Linked DNA regions of Homo sapiens: region 2 is linked to region 1. A link is a contact called in ENCODE Hi-C or POLR2A ChIA-PET data. All regions are on one chromosome and are shown on one strand. Each heading gives the region's core, a stretch centred on a gene start or an enhancer-like site at or near the end of the contact. The rest is flanking DNA. Distances are from core to core; before and after follow the strand shown. Region 1 holds the start of BBS4 (Bardet-Biedl syndrome 4). Region 2 holds the start of NPTN (neuroplastin).

What was found. Hi-C counts contacts between places; a loop is a spot of excess contacts on that map. ChIA-PET counts read pairs that join two places held with the same protein, here RNA polymerase II (POLR2A). Pooled maps may share reads with other maps.
Region 2: a loop to region 1 is called in a map of B cell, with 16 times the contacts of the local background. The contact joins the promoter of NPTN here to the promoter of BBS4 in region 1. A Hi-C loop is called at or near these places in 2 of 168 maps with a recorded cell type or tissue (B cell and CD8-positive, alpha-beta T cell), 3 of 37 single-sample maps with no recorded cell type and 12 of 50 pooled maps. POLR2A ChIA-PET finds 5 or more read pairs at or near these places in 1 of 52 experiments (H1).

The regions. Positions count from the first base shown.
Region 1 is chr15:72,684,753-72,687,548 of GRCh38, forward strand. BBS4 (Bardet-Biedl syndrome 4) reads left to right here and starts at 1,455. Exons shown (of 16, transcript NM_033028.5): 1 at 1,455-1,499. The coding sequence starts at 1,476. It overlaps HIGD2B (HIG1 hypoxia inducible domain family member 2B), which reads right to left and starts at 1,430. Exons shown (of 3, transcript NM_001350932.3): 1 at 1,066-1,430.
Region 2 is chr15:73,632,017-73,634,812 of GRCh38, forward strand. It overlaps NPTN (neuroplastin), which reads right to left and starts at 1,373. Exons shown (of 9, transcript NM_012428.4): 1 at 1,109-1,373. The coding sequence starts at 1,199. RefSeq lists silencers at 890-1,149, 1,230-1,529.

The DNA.
Region 1 (2,796 bases), core at 205-2,704:
TCCTGGGATTACAGGCGTGAGCCACCGAGCCCAGCAAATTTTTGTTTTTTAGACGGAGTCTCCCTCTATCGCCCAGGCTGGAGCACAGAAATGCGATCTCGGCTCACTGCAACCTCTGCCGCTTGGGTTCAAGTGATTCTCCTGACTCAGCCTCCCGAGTAGCTGCGATTACAGGCGGGCACCACCATGCCCGACTAATTTTTTGTATTTTTAGTAGAGACGGGGTTTCACCATGCTGGCCAAGCTGGAAAATTTTATTTTTAATAAATGAAAGGCAGAGTATTTATCTGAAAAAAGTGGGAGACCAACAGTCTCATGGGATTGTTATAAAGATTAAAAGAGAGAGTGTTACTGAAATACTTAGAAGAGCTGTTATTCTATTGCTGTCCTTTCCCCTTGTATTTGGATAGATTACCGTACTTGTTTCTTCTATGTAACTCTAATTGTCAGTGGGGTTCTCCCTCTCTTAGAGGCCTGGAGAAACTTGTCTTAAATGCTTTCCCAGTTAATGAATTGGGAGAGGCAGATTTTATGTCTAAATTACAAGGGCGAGACTTAAAAGTATGAATTGGGGCTAATGTCAGTGCTCAGGTGCAGGGATCCTCCGTTTTGTTCATCACACAGCTCCCGGCACTTTAATAAATGAGGCTCAAAGAAACGACGGGCTTAGGTCATGCAGTAGTCAAATTCAGAACTCATGTTTGATTCCAAAGCCCACACGTTTTCCTAGTTTAGAAACACTAAACATTTAATTCACCGCACCGGGGGCCAGACAGGTAATGGAGAACGCCTTAAGTATGTTAGGAAGGGAAGTTATCTACAGTCGCAGCCGCTATTCAGATCTATTTCACTGCCTTGCAGAAAACGCCGACTGTCGTCTCTTTATCCCATGGCCGATTTCTTGTGAAATCTCCTAACTTTTAAATATTTCCAATCAAAAGACTGCCGTTCAAATGCAGCCCACCAGGAGCATGTTTGCAAACTCTGGAGTAAACAAGAGTGGGAAGCTGATAAGGTGAGTACCTCAGTTCGATAGTGACAGCCAAGAAACGGGGAGTTTTGTACCTAAGGCGAGAAAGAAATTCTCCGCCGAAATCTCCCGGAAGAAGGACTGAATTAAATGCAGATTAGAGTCAGGGCAGGGTAAGGTGGCGGGAGAACTAGGCTGCCATCCCAGGTGGCTGGCCTACCAGCCAGCGCGGCCGGAGGTACAGACCATGTACAGACCACGGCGAGGGGTGTTAGGGGCTTCTCGGGATAAAGGCAGCGAGTGGCTGCGCATTCCCTCCCCGACTCTTTCAGAGGTAAGCCTTCTGTGGAGCAGACCCTAATCCTCCCCCTGATTCCTTAGGTCACTCGGCGATTTACTTCCTTCCCCCGCTTCCTCACAGTCCTCCACAGCCCTACGACTTCCGCTTGCCTCGTCGTCTGGGAAACCGCCGACTTCCGGCCGCGCAGCGGTGGGCTGAGCTAAAATGGCTGAGGAGAGAGTCGCGACGGTGAGCGCCGAGATTCTCTTTAGTTGCCCGGCCGCAGGGCAAGGCAAGCTGGCGGGTGGCTTTTGTCCCATGCAGCGGTTCCTGGAGAGAGGCGGAGCTGGGTGCCGAGCGTCTCAGGGTGGGCGGGGCGACACGGTCCCCTTTTTACTGTCCCGGGAACTGGTCGCCTGGGGCAAGTCTGGATACTTAGCAGCACAGGTCCTGTTCTAGGACTGTAGTCCCTCTTGGGGTGCGCTGGACGGAGAAGGGAGACTTTTCACCAGTAATGGCTCTTACCGTAGTGCCATCTTTTTCTGTCTCGGGGGTTTGGAAGGTAATGACTAGCACTTGTGTAGACAGTTCCTGTTAATCCCGTGAATTGGGAATTTAACATGCCTGGAAGCTTGCAGCGTCACTGCCTTCTGCCAGTGGAGCGGGACTGTGTTTTTTCTGTGGTGATTAAGTTTAGGAAAGTACGGTTTTGGAATTCATCTGAAGGCTGAGTTGGGCGTTCACTCCACAGAACTGCTAATATAGAGGAACCCGATGAATTCAGGATGACCTAGTCGCTATTTTTTGAGGCATATATCTATAATTGGATCTAATTTCGGTAAAGTGCCAAGTGTGAAGCTTTGTTTACCTTGCTTTAGTGTTGGGTTTGAAAGCCTGTTCTGTCCATTTGTTAGAATGATTTTAGGTATTCGGAATTTATTGTCTTTCGAAAAACGCCCTGGAAAACAGTACAAATAGCAGCCTTTGGCTGTTTTACAACTTAGTTTTGGCTAAGCAGCAAGGTTAGTGTTATTGTTAGAGGGCCTTTTGTTTGTTTTCTACTCTCATTTGCAGAGTAGTCATATTATTCTAGTCTAATTAGAAAACTCTGAAGACAGAAACTTTTTTTTTTGAGACGGAGTGTCGCTGTTGTCGGCCCGGGCTGGAGTGCAATGGCGCGATCTCGGCTCACTGCAACCTCCGCCTCCCAGGTTCCAGCAATTCTCCTGCCTCAGCCTCCGGATTAGCTGAGAATACAGGCGCCTGCCACCACGCCCGGCCGAAACATTTTTATTAAGCTAAGAAATTTAAAATAGCTAGGCCGGACGCGGTGCATCACGCCTGTAATCCCAGCACTTTGGGAGGCCGAGACGGGTGGATCACTTGAGGTCATGAGTTTGAGACCATCCTGGCCAACATGGTGAAACCCCGTCTCTACTAAAAATACAAAAATTAGCGGGGCATCGTGGCGCTCGCCTGTAATCCCAGGTACCTGGAAGGCTGAGGCAGGAGAATCGCTTGAACCCCGGAGGCGGAGGTTGCAGTG
Region 2 (2,796 bases), core at 123-2,622, 950 kb after region 1:
TCTTGAAACTTTTAAATCTCAAAAATCCACTTCCCCATCTCCCTGTCGCCAGTCACTGCCCTCAATCCCACCACTGCAATTAGTTGCAGCTATGTGTCCCTGTTTTCCCAAAGGCCCGACCAATATCATACAGCATTTGCCACATCCCAACTCCTCCCTTCCCTAATTTATCCTCCACACTGCAAACCAACATTACACCCCCGACTTCCTGCATTTTACTCCCTTCCCTTATTTTTCGTCTTCCCCCACCCCCATCTCTATACCCAGGCCTCCTTACTTCTCTAATAAATATTCCCCCACCTCAGTTCCAACCCTTTCCCTCCATCCTCTGCTCATTTTCCTCTCCTTATTTAGAAACTCCTTTTTGCTCTCCCAACCACTACCCTAGAATGCCCAGCACTCCACCCTCTTTAGCAAACCCAGCCCTCTTCCCCCAGCTCATTTGGAGACACTGCTGCTTCTCTCTCCAGGTCCCCTACTGCAGTCAACCCACTCCCTCATCTTCCCACCCACCTTCCCTCTATCCCTAGATCCAAGGTTCCCTGATTCTTTACCCCCTCCTTTGGTCTCTAGTACTCAGCTCACCATTAGTGTTCCTCAGGACTCTCTTCCCCCCAATTTCCCCCTTATTTTTAAGGATGTCACCAGTCCTACGGGGCCTCAGTAGAATCCTGGACGACCCCAGCTCCCGGGGGGCCTGACGGACACCACCATCCCCGTCGCCCGGAACACAAACGCCGGTCTTGTGCCACCCTCCCTAAGAGCTGCGCCCCCTCCTCATCCGCCCCCGCTACTCCAGCTCCCCACGTCGGCTTCCTCCGTGTCCCCTCGCCGACCCGGCACGACGAGCCCCACGACGTGGAGCCTCCGAGTGGGCAACACCTCGGGCTCACCCCGGACGCCCCCGCCGCTCGGATAGGAGCCTCCGGTCCTCACACCCGCGCCTCCTCAAACCCGCAGCCGGTACCTCCTCTCGGACCCGCAGCCCCTCAGACGCCCACTCGGCCCCCTTCCCCGAGCTCCAGCGTCTCCTCAGGCCAGAGCCGGGCCCCCTCCGGCCCCGGCGCCCCTCAACCCCCGCCCGGCCCGCCCCCGGCGCCCCGCTTACCGTTCTGAGCGGCGCCTGGCCCTGGGAGGAGGGAGCCAGAGACCAGCAACAGCGAGAGGGCCAGGGCGCTGGGCAGCGACGAACCCGACATCCTCCCTAGCAGAAGACCCAACAGCGAATGGGCCGGGGCCAGAGCCGGGGCCGGGGAAGGGAGGGGAGGGAGGGAGGGGGCGGGCGAGTGCGCGAGGGAGTGAGCGAGGGAGGCAGCCGCGGCTCGGCTCCGTCCTTCCCCGTCCTCCTCCTGCCGCCGCAGCGCCCAGGCCTCGCGAGACCTTCGCTCCGGGTCGTGGGCGGCTGAGGAGCGACCGCCGCAAGGATCGCGAGAAGAGGCGGCTCCGACGGAGACTCCCGCCCCGCGGACTCGGTGGCCCCGCCCCTGCAGAGGCTGATTGGCCTAGCGCGAGGTAGGTCACGTGCCGAGGGCGCCTCTGGCCATGTGACGGGGCGAGGCGGGACTCCGCTAGCTCTCTGGGCAGTGGGGAGCTGGGAAGTCCTTCAGTTTACTCCTCTGTGGCCCGGGAGCACCCATAAATAAGAGGAAGCTTTGGAACACAGTACATTTCCTCCACCCATCCTGCCTTTCATTTGTTAGCGCTCTTGGCTACAGAGTTTCATACACCGTGCCTCCTTTCCTCCTTCCTCTCTTTGTCCCCGTCCTGCTGTTTCTTCCTTCTGGACTTTGAACATAGACCTCTACTGGTAACTGGCTCCAACCTCCTTCTCTCATCTGCTGTTTTTTCCTTCCAGGAAAAGTGGTGCGCCCCCTGTGCCCCCGTTACCTTGTGCTTTCCTGCCTGGACATCTGCTCCCTTTGCCTGAAATGTCCTCCTTTGCCGCCTCTGCCTACTCCCCCTCCCACCCCACATCTGGGCCTTATTTTAGCTTCATAGACTCTCAGGGCCTGAAGTTCAGCTAGCCTAATTGCATGTTCATTGACACAATTCTACAAGGAAGTCGTGTATGAACTTACATGAAGACTCCTAAGAAGCGTCTTAATGCGGAAAACATTTATTGAGAACGTGCTGTGTGCCAGGCACATAGTGAAACCCACATGAAAAGGTAGTCCCCGTCCTCATGGAGTGCACTGCCTAGGCTAGCAGAGGAGTGAGGAAGGGTCAAATGGCCCCATAGGAAAGGATCTAGCAAAGCACTCTGGAGGGTGATTGGCAGTGTGGTTACTACTGTTTGCATAGAAGTTTGGGAAATGCTCTTTTTAGGGGTATTTTTTGTACTACCCTCAGGGCTTGTGGTTGGCAAAGGAATTTCTATGGCTTAGCTCATCCCTGACTCACAGCAGACGTCCTGGGAGTGTCTGTGGAAACTCTGAGGGGCCAAGTAAACAGTCCTGGTGGCCTGACTTGATTTAAAGAGAGGGTTTGGAGGACCTGGAAGAAGGAGACCCTCGCAATCTCTATCAAGCTAAAGTGGTCTGGAACTTTCAACAGGAACTGAACAGCTGGTGGTTCCAGACCAAAATTTCTAGCAAAGGCCAGGACCACTATGGCATGTTGTTGATTGAAGTGAAAACTATGTCCTTCAAAACCTCAGGTGTGTGAGTGACAAAAAGATTGGCATGTACCTTCATCTGGACAAAGGCCATTCTGCAGACAGCCCAGTAAGGAGGGCTACAGGGCTGCCTGTGGTGGGATCAAGATTTTCAGCTGATGGAAGCTTTGGTTGGATGCAAC